Linked DNA regions of Homo sapiens: region 1 is linked to region 2. Evidence: chromatin loops called from intact Hi-C (ENCODE). Cell type or tissue: HCT116. All regions are shown on one strand. Each heading gives the region's core, and the rest is flanking DNA. Links, peaks and the distances in the headings are about the cores only. Region 1 overlaps LOC105379107 (a long non-coding RNA gene). Region 2 has its middle 98 kb from the start of NIHCOLE.

What was found. Peaks named below come from ENCODE experiments on the same cell type or tissue, not always from the same donor. Only the 100,000 strongest peaks of a DNase experiment are listed, where the experiment ranks them.
Region 1: a loop joins it to region 2, with 15 times the contacts of the local background. A loop is called at or near these places in 8 of 110 quality-filtered maps.

The regions. Positions count from the first base shown.
Region 1 is chr5:103,825,611-103,833,953 of GRCh38, forward strand. All of the region lies in intron 3 of LOC105379107 (a long non-coding RNA gene), which reads left to right. Among named protein-coding and RNA genes, the nearest start is that of NIHCOLE, 250 kb to the right of the region's middle. In HCT116, for the core only: a CTCF peak has its summit at 4,156 (motif pointing right); a DNase peak (open chromatin) is centred at 4,160.
Region 2 is chr5:104,175,144-104,183,486 of GRCh38, forward strand. No RefSeq gene overlaps it. Among named protein-coding and RNA genes, the nearest start is that of NIHCOLE, 98 kb to the left of the region's middle. In HCT116, for the core only: a CTCF peak has its summit at 4,170 (motif pointing left); a DNase peak (open chromatin) is centred at 4,118.

The sequences.
Region 1 (8,343 bases), core at 77-8,076, 350 kb before region 2:
TAATATGTTAGGCTAGTGCTTCTCAAAGTTTGTGCAGACACTTCACTTGGGGATCCATTCTGTTAAAATGTAGATGCGAATTTATTAGATCTGAGGAGAAACTTGAAAACTTACATTTCCAACAAGCTCTCAGTTGATGACTGCTTGTAGTTCCTGCACTGTATTTTGAGTGGCAAAGTCTTAGACAACACATTGACATAAGTTGATTTTATATGAAAATACCTTGTATTTAAGGAAAGACATGCCTTGATTGTTATTGGAATCTGGTTTCTGTGAGTGCCAGAACTATAAGGAAAGTCATTCTAATTACTTCCTATGAACCTGTGAGAGCGAATTCTGCATTCAAGGATACTCATTGTTCTAGGTAAAAATTCTATATTTCCTGACCTACAATAAAAAGTGGCATCTTTGTTGTAAATTTATAAGAGTAAGCATATTAAAAGAGAAGCCTCATTCTGGAAACAAAAGCTGAAATGGTTTATTTCTATTCCTTTGCAAATTAGCACAAGAGGCTATATTTCTAATCTCAAATCTTCCCATCTGTTATCTTATCTTAGTGCCTATTTTTTATGTATTTTGTTATAGTTTTGAAAGAATATCAGATGTAGTTTATCCTTTTCACATTTCTTTTTTCTTTGTATCCTGGAACCTTCCTACCCATAGAACTAGTTTGAGAGGCTGAGGCATATTGCTCCAGTGAAGGGAACACAGAAAATAATTTAAAGGGAATAAAGAGTGCAATTCTTAGGTTTTGAGCTCCCAGGTAGACTTTTATAAATCTATTGCAAAGTCAATAGTCTGAAAGTCAAAGCTCTTCTGAGATGGAAGGGATGGAATATATTCAGAGAGAATAGTTTTGTTTTGTTTTGTTTGAATTCCAAACTATGGGCTCTGAATATCAAGAGCAAAACCTAGAGGATTCATAGCACAGAGTTTATACAATACGCCACAGACTACGGAAGACTGTGAATGACATGAAAGCAGTGTGCCACTCAAATGAAGCCGGATTTGATCAGTGGTTGGAAGATCAGAGGGAATGAAACTAGAACTCAAAGGCTACCTGGAATCATTGTCTGGGTAGTGTGGGGTAGGGAGTGGGGCTTGAGAGTAAATAAAAACACACATATGTTTAGGGGAATCTGCGAGTGGAAGGGGCTGGTCTTGACTCACAGAATGTGTAGGTTGGTGACACTATAAATCTCTTTGGGAGGACTCGTATCTAGAAGCAGAACAGCAAAAGCTGAGAGAAACAGCTCTAACAGTAGGCCTGGTGGTACTCAGAGCCCTGTTCTCATAAGTGTGGGGAAGGGGATTGTACGAAAAAGAAGCCTGGATCAGGATAAGGGGTCGATCCATACTTGATCTGGGTTGTGGCAAGATGAAGGACATCAGCAGAAAATGTCAGCATTTTATAAAGGAGACTAGATGAATTCCACACAATGTGGAAAGTCAAAATCCTTGGGTCAGATACCTGGCAATAGAAAGAGCCCTTGAAACCATAGATGATGTCCAATAAAACAGGGAAAGGGAAACCAGATGGGAATGGGAGTTGTGGAAGAATCCTAACGAACAACCTGAATTGACTGAGTTGATCTAAACAGAGATCAAGGTTAAAGAAGTGACTCTGTTTACCTTGAGTTGTAAAGATTGAATTATCTTGTCATCATTAGAAATTGAGGGATGGAGGCTAATAAGCTAAATTAAGTTGAACAATGTAATAATAAAGTTGCAATTTATTTATTTATTTATCTATTTTGAGACGGAGTCTCGCTCTGTCACTAGGCTGGAGGGCAGTGGCACGGATCTCGGCTCACAGCAACCTCCGCCTCTTTGGTTCAAGCGATTCTCCTGCCTCAGCCTCCCAAGTGGCTGGGACTGCAGGCGCTCACCACCACGCCTGGCTAATTTTTTTTTTTTTTTTTTGAGACGGGGTCTCACACTGTCGCCCAGGCTGGAGTGCAGTGGTGTGGCCTCGGCTCACTGCAAGCTCCGCCCTCCAGGTTCACGCCATTCTCCTGCCTCAGCCTCCCCAGTAGCTGGGACTACAGGTGCCCGCCACTACACCCAGCTAATTTTTTTGTATTTTTAGTAGAGACGGGGTTTAACCATGTTAGCCAGGATGGTCTCGATCTCTTGACCTTGTGATCCACCCACCTCGGCCTCCCAAAGTGCTGGGATTACAGGCGTGAGCCACCGCGCCTGGCCTAAAGTTGCAATTTATTAACCTGAGTTCTATGTCAATTTATCATCTCTATAGCAAAATCATGCTAGTTCTGCTTACTTCAATTTTTTAAATAATAAGAGAAAAATAGATTTATATAGAATTTTAGAGTAGGAATCAACCTCAGGGATAATTGATTCATACCACTCTCCTTCTTACAATCTTTAGATACTTTTCCTTTTTCTCAGAATAAGTCCCCAAATCCTTAATGTGGTCTCAGAGACCCCCTGGATCTGACTCTTTGCCAGCTCTGCCGCCTGATCTTGCCCTGTGGCTCTCTGTTTCACCCACATGTTCTTGATGTCTCAGACTTGACCGGCTCTGTCTCACCTCAGGGCCTTTTCAGATATTGTTCTCTCTGCCTGGAAGACTTTCTCTTCCAACCACAAACTAGGTCACGTTTCCTTGTTAAATGCGTGTGTGTTACCCTGCACTGCTTCTTTATACTACCTATCACAATTGAAATTGAAATATGTGTGTGGATAATGTCAGCCTTCCTTCATAGGCTGTAGGTCTTCAGTGGTCCAGATACCAGGTCTGCTGTATTCAGTGATGTAATACATAGCTCCAGTGCATAGCACAAGCCTGACATGCTCATTAATACTTGGGGAGGGAGAGAGCAAGGGAATGGAAGATTGATACGATCTAACACTCTCATTTTACACACGAAGGTGTGGGGTTTGATAAGATGAATATTTCCAGTGATCCTTACCTGTAATCAAAAAGGTATTTTATTATAATTGGTGTGAGGCTGGGAAGAAATTTTCTCCAATGCTCAGAGATACTCAAAATAAATTCAGGAATATTGTCGAGTTTAAGAAATCATTACTCTCTACTTCTCTAGCCCTTTTTTGTATACATTATGTTTATTTTTCTTTGTGAAAACTGCTTTTAAAAGAATCATCTCATGCCAGTCAGAAGGGCGATTATTAAAAAGTCAGTAAACAATAGGTGCAGGTGAAGCTGTGGAGAAATAGGAATGCTTTTGCACTGTTGGTGGGAATGTAAATGAGTTCAACCATTGTGGAAGACAGCATGGCGGTTCCTCAAGGATCTAGAACCAGAAATACCATTAGACCCAGAAATCCCATTATTGGGTATATACCCAAAGGAATATAACTCATTCTACTAGAAAGACACATGCACGCATATGTTTATTGCAGCACTATTCACAATAGCAAAGACTTGGAACCAACCCAAATACCCATCAATGATAGACTGGATAAAGAAAATGTGGTACATATACACCATGGAATACTATGTAGCCATAAAAAGGAATGAGATCATGTCTTTTGCAGGGACATGGAAGAAGCTGAAAGCCATCATCTTCCCCAAACTAACACAGGAACAGAAAACCAAACATTGCATGTTCTCACTCATAAGTGGGAGTTGAACAGTGAAAACATATGGACACAGAGAGGGCAACATCACACACCAGGGCCTGTTGTGGGGTGGGGAGACAGGCGAGGGAACTTAGAGGACAGGTCAATAGGTACAGAAAACCATCATGTCACATGTATAACTATGTAACAAATCTGCACGTTCTGCACATGTATCCCATTTATTTTAGAAGAAATAAAGAAAAAAAAATCATCAGTCGCACTTTTATCACATCTCAGATAAAATGTTAAGGCTAGACCTTTTGCAATTTTTAAGCTCATTAAGTTTTGTGGTTTTTGAAAGATGGATAGGCACCAGATGACCAATTAGCCTCCAAATGTTTTGTTAGTCAGAAACCCACATATTTTGAAAAGATGTTTGCCATACCTGCAAAATGAAGCGAGAAAGACCAAAAAGACAGCTACAAATATTACTAAAGAAGAGAGTCTCAGCTTGTATTCTCTTATACAAGATTATGTAACTATACTAAATTGGTACTAATTTGGTAATCTTACCTTTGATATGCTTCCAGTCTCAAAATTCTATGCGCTGCAGCCTCGAGGGGGCGCTCACACTAGATTTGAATGAAATGTATTTTGCTGCACAGCGGAAGAAAATGTTTATTTTATTCCTGGTTTTCTGTTGCTTCTTGGCGTGGAAGCTGTGGAAACGGCTAAACCTTATCAATATTTAGCATCTTTTCTCTAAAATGACAAACTTTAGAAAAATAATTCAATATCAAGGTAAATAACCATACCTCTAGCTGCCTGAATATGCTTTAAACACTGTTGGAAAAACAGAATATTTCCCCTAAGAAAACTATATGAATGTCAGACAACTATTTTTTTTCCATAAGGCCTTATAAATAATAACTAATATTGTGCTAGGACAATAGAGGATTTTCTCAGTCTCCTCTGGGTGCCAGGTAGAACACTGGCTGTTAGCTCAGCTTTATGACAAAGTATTATTTTTCTGCTAAAACAGATGGATTTTGAATTGACATTTTGACATCACAGAATAATACATACTGTCCTTTCAAACACTCTTCTAGGATACATCAGGAAAGCAACTATTAAGTAAAATATATGACAGCAGGACTTCATTCTACTTTTCTTACTTGAGTGTTTATTTGTTTGAATTGGCTGTAGATAGGCTCCTAAGGATTTGAAGTGTGTCAGAAATGATTTGATTTAAGTCAAAAAATGAGCACAATCACACTTTGTCAACAGTCCCCAAATGACTTCTTCTTGGGAGGTTCCACCTTTATGGACAAAATGCAATAAGTTGAGAAAAGCTTTCATGGGATTGTCTCATTTGTAAAATAGATTTAAGACCTGAAAATGACATAGGAATATTTACCAGCTATAGATATTAACAAAATAATTTATACTTCCAGATAAGTGGATATGGAAATATGGAGACATGTATGGGATGGCTTGAAAATGGCATACAAATACGTAGAGATGTTATCAGAATAATTTCTATATCTATAAATGTAGGCTTAGAGACATGTCGGAGTAATGATTAAAGAAATATTTCCGGCTGGGTGCGGTGGCTCACGCCTGTAATCCCAGCACTTTGGGAGGCCGAGGTGGGCAGATCACAAGGTCAGGAGATCGAGACCATCCTGGCTAACACGGTGAAACCCCATCTCTACTAAAAAATACAAAAAAATTGGCCAGGCTTGGTGGCGGGCACCTGTAGTCCCAGCTACTCGGGAGGTTGAGGCAGGAGAATGGTGTGAACCCGGGAGGCGGGGCTTGCAGTGAGCCGAGATGGCACCACTGCACTCCAGCCGGGGTGACAGAACAAGACTCAGTTTCAAAAAAAAAAAAAAAGAAGAAAAAGAAATATTTCCTATGGGAAATGATCACAGTGAGGATTTTATTGTAACTGTGTGTGCATGTGTAGAGTAAAAAGACTACTGATTATTGCATTTATTATGTAGAGTTATTATGTATGAAGGAACATTGAAATCTGTTGTATTTTTCTAAAGGAAAACTTCTTGTTGTGCTTCATGTGCAGCCTTCTTCACAGATTTGAAGAAGTTTGGTTTGTTTCTTGAATCATTTATTTGATAGGTTCATTTCTTTGGATTTATTTTCCACTTTTAAGTTCAAATATGAGATTGTTTCTCTTGTAAAGACCACCTTTAACATTTTAACAACCTACTTAAAGATATTCCTCCTGACCACACCATTCTTATACACACCTACTCTTGCCCATCTGAGCTGTTTTAGTAAACTGTCAATTGTATCTTTTTCTTCAATTCCTCTGAAATCATTTTTAATCATTTAGATGAAAGCTGTCAGTGCTTATTCATTTTACCTCTCAAAAGAACTCAAAAGGCACTGCATTCTCATTTGCATGCTAATCGTTTCTTTCAGTCTTGCATTATTTTTAGTAGTGCACTTTGCTTCTCCAACATGAAATTAAGGCTGATAAAACAGAGCTATTTCATTGAGACTGCAGTAAGTGACATTATAGGCATAAGTATTATTATTATTAATATTAATTTTAATATTACAGACACTTAATTGAGAGTTTTCTCAAGAACTTACTTTATAAAGCTGGTTAAATATTATATTTAGTTTGTATTAGCTTAATCCTTTAAAAATCATGTTTCTAAATCTTGTGTAAAACATTTTGGTAAAAGGATGTTTCAAGACCCTTCAGTCAGCAAAGTGAAAATGAGACCTTTGATTCTCTTCTTAGACTACTCTTTATTTGAATGATGCAGGTTTCTCTATAGTGATCAAAGTGAATCACATGAAAGTGAATAGGACAAAGGGAATACTCCAGAAAGTTTGGATATTTTAAAAATTGCCTATTCATATAAATTAGAACTCAAATCCATATCAATCTTATAACTTAATCAAAAGAAAGATGTTAGCCAATTAGTTTGAATTCCTAAAATATGCCAGGTACATTACAAGCACTATGTCATTTTAATCATTCAGATGAGGACCCCATACAGATAAGGACACTGATGTCCACAGAGGTTGAATAAGTTGCCTAGCATTTTACCTCCAAAAATGATAGAAGTGGGAGATAGATTTAGGTTTCTCTGACTCCAAAGATGGTGATCCACTGAATTACTGGATTAATTTCTTGCATGTTTCCTTGTCTTACCTGTAATGATTAAAATGATTCTTTCACACTCTTGGGTAGTGAACTCTGCAAAGTAGGTTTGCTGTGCCCTGGTTAAACTTGTCTAAGTCCAGTAAGACAGAGCACCCCCAGACACAACAAGGTAAACGAAGCAGATTTATTACTTACAGATGGGCAGCCAGAAACAACAGAAGCCTAGGATTCATCTTCAGCCAGTCCACCAGGGCTGAGGAAGCGGCTTAGGGCAGATGGATCTCATCTGTGAGTGCCCCACTTGTATCACAAATGAGGGACTACTGAGTTGAAGGGTATCCCGTTTTTAGGTGAGATTGAAATAGTGTCTGGGCTCTTCTGAACAGTATCTTCCTATTTCAGGATGCTGCCTTTCCAGCACATTCTATGTTTTTTTTGTTTGTTTGTTTTGAGACAGAGTCTCACTCTGTCACCAGGCTGGAGTGCAGTGGCGTGATCTTGGCTCACTGCAAGCTCCGGCTCCCTGGTTCAAGCAATTTTCCTGCCTCAGCCTCCCGAGTAGCTGGGATTACAGGCATGTGCCACCACGCTCAGCTAATTTTTATATTTTTAGTAGAGACAGGGTTTTGCCATGTTGGCTAGGATGCTCTTGATCTCCTGACCTCATGATCTGCCCACCTCTGCCTCGCAAAGTGCTGGGATTACAGGTGTGAGCCACTGCGCCTGGCCTTTCTATGGTTATTGTTGAGAACTACAAGTGAGAGAGAGGAGAGAGCTGGGTCAATCAAGGTCACCTGGAGAACTATCTTGCAAACTGAACTGTTGAAGACAGTGTCAACAATAAAAAACCTTAAATTCTATATCTAAGATTCAGGGATGCATACTGAATCCTGGATGTAGAATTTAAGGTTTTCAGTTGTTGGACATTGTCTTCTTTCTCTGCTTTGTTTTTTTTTTTTTTTTGAGACAGAGTCTCGCTCTGTCGCCCAGGCTGGAGGGCAGTGGCACCATCTCAGCTCACTGAAAGCTCTGCCTCCTGGGTTCACGCCATTCTCCTGCCTCAGCCTACCGAGTAGCTGGGACTACAGGTGCCCGTCACCATGCCCAGCTAATTTTTTGTATTTTTAGTAGAGACAGGGTTTCACCTTTCCCTGAATTTTTAAATGATTCAATAAGAGAAATAGTTTGGGTGAAAACTAAAATTTGAGAGAACAGGCTCAACATTCATGCATTTCAAAATTCAAGATTTCCCTTATCATATGCAACTGTCTCTCAATAAGCAATGGTGTTTGGGGATAGCAGTTAGAGAACCTTATGTTCTCAAGTTTCAAGCATATTTTATATGATTATTAATATTTTAAATATTTTAGTAACTCTTGAACTATTTAATTTACTTATACCACTTGGTAAGGCATAAAAGTGAACAGCTATTTGGTGAGATTCCATATAGCTGTTCACTTTCACTGTTTATCTTAGACAGTTATGTGATGAGATGGGTCTAGAGTTTGTTCTGAATTTCAGATGATGATTAACAACAATGTAATCATTAATATTTGTATTGTTTCCACAGCTATGTGGAAAAGATGGTGAAAAAGGAACACATGTCAAGAGATAAGATAATAGGTGGATGTGTTAATCAGACCCTGACTCCAATCATA
Region 2 (8,343 bases), core at 89-8,088:
AAGAAGAGGAGAAAGTTCTCAAATCAGTAATATAAACCTCTACCTCAAAAAACTAGAAAAAGAAGAGCGAATAAAAACTAAAGCCAGAAGAAAAATAAAAATAATAAAGATAATAGCAGATATTGATGAAATTAGATACACCAAAGCAATGAAAAAAACCAATGACATGAAATACTGCTTCTTCAAACAGATCAAGAAAAGTGATAAAAATTTGTTAGATTGATCAGGAAAAAGACAGAAGGCACATTTATAAATATCAGAATGAAAAGGAGATTATCACTACTAAATCCCACAGATGTAAAAATAACAATACAGCAATACCATAATAAACCCTAGGCTCACAATTTTGAAAAGTTAGATAATATTGATTAATTCTTTGAAAGACAGAAGCTAACAAAACACTCAAGGAAAAGCAGGCCATCTCATTACACTTAATTATATACAATATATAAAATTTATGGTTAAAATCATCCAAGGGAGAAAACTACAGACCAAAATTATTTCACTGCCCTATTCTGCCAAACAATAAAGAAACAATACCAATTCTATACCTCTCTTTCAAAAAAGGGAGGAAAGAATACTTCACAATTTATTGTATGAAGACAGCCTTAGTCTATACTGAAAGCAATATATAAATAAATAAACACAAAAAACCTATATATCACTATCTCTCATGAACATAGTTGCAAAAATCTTTGATGAAATATTTTCAAACTATATCCTACAATGTATAAAATACAGAAATACATTATGGTCAATTTATATTTTTCCTAGGGATGCAAGGTTGGTTCAGCATTTGAAAATCAATAATTTGTTGGATCAGTAGACTAAAGAAGAATAAATAATTATAAAGTTAGATGTATGAACTAGTATTAGATAAAATTTAATGTTTTCATGATAAAAATCTCAGCAACTCAAGAAAAATGTGAAGGAAACTTTCTTAACTTCATAAAATGTATCTAAAACAAATTCACAGTTAACCTTATACTTAATTGTAAAAGACTGAATACTCTCACTGAGATAGGAAACAAAGCAAGCATTTCCTCTTACATAATTTCACCCTGTTGGAAGATTTGCCTTGTGTAATAAGGCAATAAAAATGAATAATAAATAGATTAGAAAGAAAGGAATAATACTGCATCTCTTAGATTTCAAAAATCTAATGGGGGACACTTCTAGAATTAACAAGTGAGTCGGGATGAGACAGAGGATTCAAACTAAATACAGCAAAACTGTTGTTTCTATATATTAGCAAATAACAATTGGAATACAACATGAAGACCAATACCACTTACACAAGTATAAAAAAGTGAATATTAGGTATAAATATAGTAGAATGTATTTTTAATATCAGTATGCTGAAAACTATAGAACACTGATAATAGAAATAGATAAATTATACTCATTGATTGGAAGACTCAATATTTTTAATAGGTTAATTTTCCCCAAATTGATATAGATTCACTGAAATCTCATTAACGTCCCAGTTGGATTTTTGTTTTTTTAATAAGTGATCACAACCACAAATTTTTGAAAACATCTTTTTATACAGATGTTCATTATGTTATATATTTATGTAATGCATATTTTGTGTTTTGTTTATTTATTTAGATGGAGTCTCACTCTTGTCGCCCAGGCTGGAGTGCAGTGGTGCAGTCTCAGCTCAGTTATTTTAAGTCATTGAACATATTTATAATAGATAGGTCCTTGACTATCAATTCTATTAACTGGGTATATGAGGAGTTTGTTTCTTAGGAATATTTATTTTATTTATAGTGGATCATATTTACTTCCTTTTTCTCATGTCTGTTAATATTTTGTCATACCCTTACCATTGTGAATGATACATTGTCTAAATTTTGAATTCTATCATCTTGCCCTGAAATGTGGATTTTGTTCTACCAGGCTAAACTACTGATTGATAACTTTGAAGTTGTAATTCTTGATCTACACTTTGTTAGGGCAGATCTATGGAAAGCCTGAGATGTTGACCAAAACCCTCTCATCTGGAAGTGTTTAAACTGCAAACTCCCTCTTTCTGAGGTGGACGGTATCTTAAATCTTTGCTTACTACTTTGAGCTTTTAACTTGCTGTTTTCTGGTGTCTGTTCTCCCTCCATGTATAATTTAACTGTCTGTAAAGAGGTTAAGCGGCTATTTATGTGGAGATTTTAGGATTCTATTCACTATAATCCCTCTCTTTTGGAAGTCCTATTGGATTCTCTGACAACTCAAGCCTATAAGATTATGGCTTTCAGCTCTTCTGCTCAATTTCTATTTGTTTGACATCATTTTTGTATTATGGAATATCTTCTGAGGAAAAGCCATGTTTAATATAGATTTACGGGTTAGTATGCTAGATGTTTAGGGTTAGTATGCTACATTCTAGTTTCAGTTATGCACTTATAATTTTAAATTTCGTTTTTATTTTTTGAAATATAGTTTTGAGATATTCATATACTATAAAATTTATACATGTAAAGTATACAATTTACTGGAGTTTTAATAGTATATCTCAACGTTGCATAAACACTACCACAATCTAATTTCAGAACACTTTCTTCACTCCATATGGCTCAATGTGTTTCCATACTTATGACCCTGGCGACCACTAATCCACTTTCCACCTCTATGAATTTGCCTACTTGGCATATAAATGAAAGTATACAATAGTGATATAGGAGTTAAGAAGGAATCACTTAAGCAGATAATAAGGGTATGAGAGTCCTTGGTAAGGCTTTTCTTTTTAATGAAAAGCAGCCACAAATTATTTTCTAACAAAGAGCAGACAGTAAAGACAAGCTGCAAACAGACAAGAAAGCTGGGAGTTTGCACAGGTGAATGCCAGCAGGAACTAGGGGATACACATGTTCAAGATGGTGGCTCCATCTTTCCTTCTCTGCCAGCCACGTGTACAATAAAGATCAGACAAGATGGTACTGGCCAAGGGGAGAATTTATTTTTATATTAAGATTAGGATGGGGCAACCAGCCGTCCCTGAACCCTATGTAAACATCATACCTGATCTAACCAATCTGTGAACGCTGTGTAAATCAGACACTGCCTCCTCAAGCCGGGATATAAAAACTGGTGTGTCCACCGCCAGCTGGTTTTTTCTGCTCGGAAGTCTTCTCTCAATAGAGAGAGCTGTTTTTCTTTCTCTTTCCTTCTGCTCGGAAGTCCCCTCTCAATAGAGAGAGCTGTTTTTCTTTCTCTTTCCTTCTGCCTATTAAACCCCTGCTCCTAAACTTTTAGTATGCGACCATGTCCTAAATTTTCCTGGCTTGAGACGATGAACCCTGGGTATATAACCCAGACAACATAGTTGCTTTATACTGGAGATCTCGTCCAGGATACCAAGGTAAAACATTTATCAAAATGGTGAGTAGAGGAGCAAACTCCAACTCTGTCCTTTCATTTCGGGGCTCTTGCCCTCCATTTTAGAACCAAATCAAATCAATAAAGGGCATCTGTCAGCCAGGTAAAAACACAGTTAATGTGGCTGCTGTTCTTAAAGACCTAGATGTGAAGCTTGCTGAGGAGAACATGGAGAATCCCCTGCAACCACGGGTTGCTGGACATGTTGGCCATGTTTGAACCAGCTTCCTTTCATGGAGGACTTAACTGTTGCATGGGGCTGAAAGAGGTTTCAGTGCAACTAAGGATTCCTGGCTGGGGCTATCCCCTGGTTTTATCCAAAGGCTTCTGGACTGACCCCAACCTCTGACCACCCAATGGGGTGTCGGCTACATAATCTCCAACTTTTCTATTGTAATTTCCTCCTTTCCTCTCCACAACTGCCATATCTCCTATGCTCTCTGCATATGCAATATGTGGGAAGTTTTACAGTTCAGGGAAGTAATCTTATTTGGCAAGATCAAGGAGTATTGTAGTAACTGGGGATATAGCTCAAGGGAAGGCGTCTTTCTGATTTTCTAAAAACAGAGGGTCTCCCTTCTACACCGAGCATACTCTCTGCCCGTGGTCTGGAGAGCACCTGGCATTTCTAGGTCACTCTCTGCCCCTGGTCTGGAGAGCACATGGCATTTCCAGGTCTCTCTCTGCCCTTGGTCTGAAGAACACATGGCATGTCAACGTCACTCTGCCCTTGGTGTGGCGAGCACATAGCATTTCAAGGTCAACAGCACCACCTAGTGGCATCGAGATAATCTCCATGAGGCACACCATTGGTTCGTTACCAAAACACTCTTAGCTTACCAATTCTCTTCCCTTTTTGTGCCTCTCTACTAGAAACCAGCCTTCATGCTCCTGTAAATGGCGAAATTCTGCCTTCAACAACTAGGAGTAACATATTATCCGGAGCTAAATTCTAGTCTCAATACTGTCCCATCAGCAGGAAAATAGCCATTTGGTTCCCACATTCCTTTAAGTCACCTATTCTGCCTCTAATTAGAATGGTATTTAATTAGTAAGGGGATTTTTAAGTTCAGAAGTTAACCAGAACCATTTTCTAAGGTTAAATGCTTTAGCATGGGCTATAACAGTAGGATATGGAGCCCAAATCAACCCACTTCCTCCATTAAGGAGGAAAGTGCAAAAGTTTCCCAAAAGCAACTTTCACATAGTCTCTCGAGAGATCCTTTTTTTTTTTCGGGGAGCTAGGCAGGTCATACAAGTCTAGGAAGTCAAAGGGGAATCACAGGCAGAGAACTACAGCTGCATGGTGGGCGTGACTAATCCCAATCTCTTAGTTCCTCTGGTTCCATGGCTGGGGGTCACACCTGCAACCATGGGTGGCACATTCAACAAGGTGCCAGGACCCAGGAACCACGGAGGGGAAACAGCTGGGGGACACCCACACTGTCTTCCTCCCAACTCTGGGTCATACCAAAAGGAAGAAGGCAAAAGGGATACCTTTTTCTCACTTCTCTTTCTAGATGGGTAACAGGTTATCTTCGGGCTGTACTCCTCTGGAGTGCATTCTGAAGCACTGGGACTCCTTTGACCCTGAGACTTTGAAGAAAACATGGCCCATTTTCTTTTGCATAAGGGCATGGTCTTTTTACCCTCTTGAACCAGCCTGGCTTGTGGAAGGAAGCTTAATTTTAATATTAACTGACAGTTAGATCTTTTCTGCAGATGGGAGGGCAAATGGTCCAAGGTACCTTATGTGCAGGCTTTCTTTTGCTCTGCGTGACAACCCATATCTTTGCAAACATTGCACAATTGACTCAGCCCTTTTACCTATCATGTCAGACGGTCCCAAGGGGAATGATTCCCCAAGACTAGAAAAGCAAATTCTGCAGAAACCATCTGAGGCAGCTATTGAGTGTGCCAGCCCTTCCAGTCTCCCTTATCTGGGGCCACTTCCAACCATGCCACAGATCTTCCACCTCCACCATCTCCAAAGTTTCCCACTTTCACACATTCACTGTTCCCTCTACAGGAAAGGCCCAATGGAGGTGATGCCATTAGGGTTCAAGTTCCCTCCTCATTGCAAGCTCTTAGGCAAGTAAAGGGAGACCTAAGCCAATTTTCTGATGACACTGATAGGTATATAGAAGCCATCCAAAATTTAACTCAGGTATTTGACCTCTCCTGGAGGGATGTTATGCTGCTCCTAAGCCAAACCCTAACCACAGCTGAGAGGCAGGTAGCTCTGTAGGCAGCAGAGAAATTCAGAAATGAGCAATGTGTCTCCCGTAGTAGGTCTAAAAGAAAAGAGAAAATAGGGAAGGTGAAGAAATAATGGAAACTCCATTCCCAAAAGGAAGGAAAGCAGTTCCTCTTGACAACTCTAATTGGGGCCCTAATGATGCTACAGATGAATGGAAAAGGAAACATTTTTTAATGTGCATATTTAAGGTCACACCTGCAACTATGGGCAGCACATTCAACAAGTGCCAGGACCCAGATCTAGTGCCAGAAAAACTTGGACTAAACCTCTTAATTACTCTAAACTGTTCATGATAGATCAAAAGCCAGATGAGAATCCTACAGCCTTCTTGGAAAGACTGAGAGAGGCACTAATAAAGCACAACAATAATCCATAAACTCTTTAGCCTCAGTAGTAATACAGAATAGACAGGCCCTAGATGTCCTTACAGCCAAAGGAGGGGGACCTGGGAGTCTTAAATGAAAAATGCTGCTTCCAGATCAACACCTCTAGTCAAGTAGAAGAAAACCTACAGTTGCTTAAAGATCAAGTTAAAATCAATTACAGATTAAAAGAAAATGCAGGCTCCAGCCCTGGATGGCTACAATCCCTCTTTAATGAATTCTAGTCTTCTTCGTGAAACTGGCTAGTGACATTGTTAACTGGTTAGTGCCCCCTCTTGCTCATATGTTTTATATTAACGTCTGGACCTTGTCTACTCAATACTGTTACTCAAATTGTTTACTCTTGCCTAGAAGCAATCCAATTCCAAATGGTGCTGCAGAGTGAACCACACATGGACACGCCTTTCTTCCGAGGACTCTTAGTTCAACCCCAGGAGGATCCCTACTTTCTGTTCCTCACACTGCTTTTCAGCAGGAAGTAGCCAGAAAGAGTCATTGACCAACACCCCTAACAGCAGTTAGGGTTACCACTCCTGAGTGAGGAAGGACATAGGAGTTAAGAAGAAATCACTTTAGCAGATAGTAAGGGTAGTGTAGTCCTCAGTAAGGCTTTTCTTTTTAATAAAAAGCAGCCACACATAATTTTCCAACAAAGAGCAGCCTGTAAAGTCAAACTTCAGACATAGAAAAGAAAGCTAGGGTCTGGGCCTGGTGGCTCATGCCTGTAATCCCAGCACTTTGGAAGGCCAAGGTGGGTGCAACACCTGAGGTCAGGAGTTCAAGACCAGCCTGGCCGACATAGTGAAACCCCGTCTCTACCAAAAATACAAAAACTAGCTGGGTGTGATGGCAGGTGCCTGTAATCCCAGATACTCGGGAGGCTGAGGCAGGAGAATTGCTTGAACCTGGGAGGCAGAGGTTGCAGTGAGCTGAGATCACGTCATTGCACTCCAGCCTGGGCAAGACAGCGAGATTCCATCTCAAAATAAATAAACAAATAAGTAAATAAACAAATAAATGGAAAGAAAGAAAGCAAGAAAGCTGGGAGCTTGCACTGGTGAATGCTGGCAGGAACTAGAAACTAGACATGTTCAAGATGGCAGCTACATCTTCCCTTAGCCGCCAGCCACTTGTACAGTAAGGATCAGACGAGATGGCACGGGCTGAGGGGAGAATTCATTTGCATGGTAAGGTTAGGGTGGAGCAACGAGTCTTCCCTGCACACTACGCATACACCATACCTGACTGAACCAATCTGTGATCCCTACGTAATTCAGACACTGTCTCTGCAAGCTGGACTGTAAAACCTAGCACATCTGCTGCCAGCCATTTTTTTCCACTCAGGAGTCCCCTCTCTTAATAGTGAGAGCAGCTTTTCTTTCTCTTTTCTTCTGCCTATTAAACCTCCACTCTTAAACTTGTGTGTGTCTATGTCCTAAATTTTCCTGGCATGAGATGATGAACACTGCATATATACCCCAGACAACATAGCCGTTTCAATACCTGTACTTTTGTGTCTGATTTTTTTTTTTTTTTACTTAGTCTAACCATTTCAAGTGTTTATATTGAAACACTTTCAGTAGTTCATTACTATTTGTGACCAAATAATATTACATGTATGGATATACCACATTATTTAATCCATTCATCAGTTGATACACACTGGTATTGTTTCCACTTTTTGGTAATTGGGAATAAGGTTACTATGAAGATTCTTGTACAAATTTTTATGTAGATGTGTATTTTCATTTCTCTTGGGAATATACCTAGGTATATAATTGCTGGGTGAGATAGTAACACTATGTTCAACATTGTAGGAACTGCAAAACCCTTTTCCACAGTGACAGTACCATTTTACATTTTCACCAGCAGTGTATGAGGGTTACAGCCTCTCCACATTATGGCTATATTAGCTCACTAGGGTTGTCATAACAAAGAATCACAAATTGTGTGGCTTAAAAAATTTATTTTCTCACAGTAATGCCCACTAGAAGTCCATGATCAAGATGTTTGCAAGGTTTGTTCCATCCAAGGGCTCTAAGAGAATCTGTTTTATGCCACTCTCATAACTTCTGGTGTTTTTTGTCTTGTAAATAATATCATTTGTATCTCTGTCTTCATCATTACATGGAATTCTTGTTGTGTTCTTGTCTATTTCTGTGTTCAAATTTCCCTTCTTAATAAAGAAAACAGTTATACTGGATTAAGTCCCCCAGTGGTGACCTCATCTTAACTTGACTGCATCTACAAAAACCTGGTTTGCAGATAAGGTCACATTCTGAGGTACTGAGGTTTAGGACTTCAATATATCTTTTTTGGGGA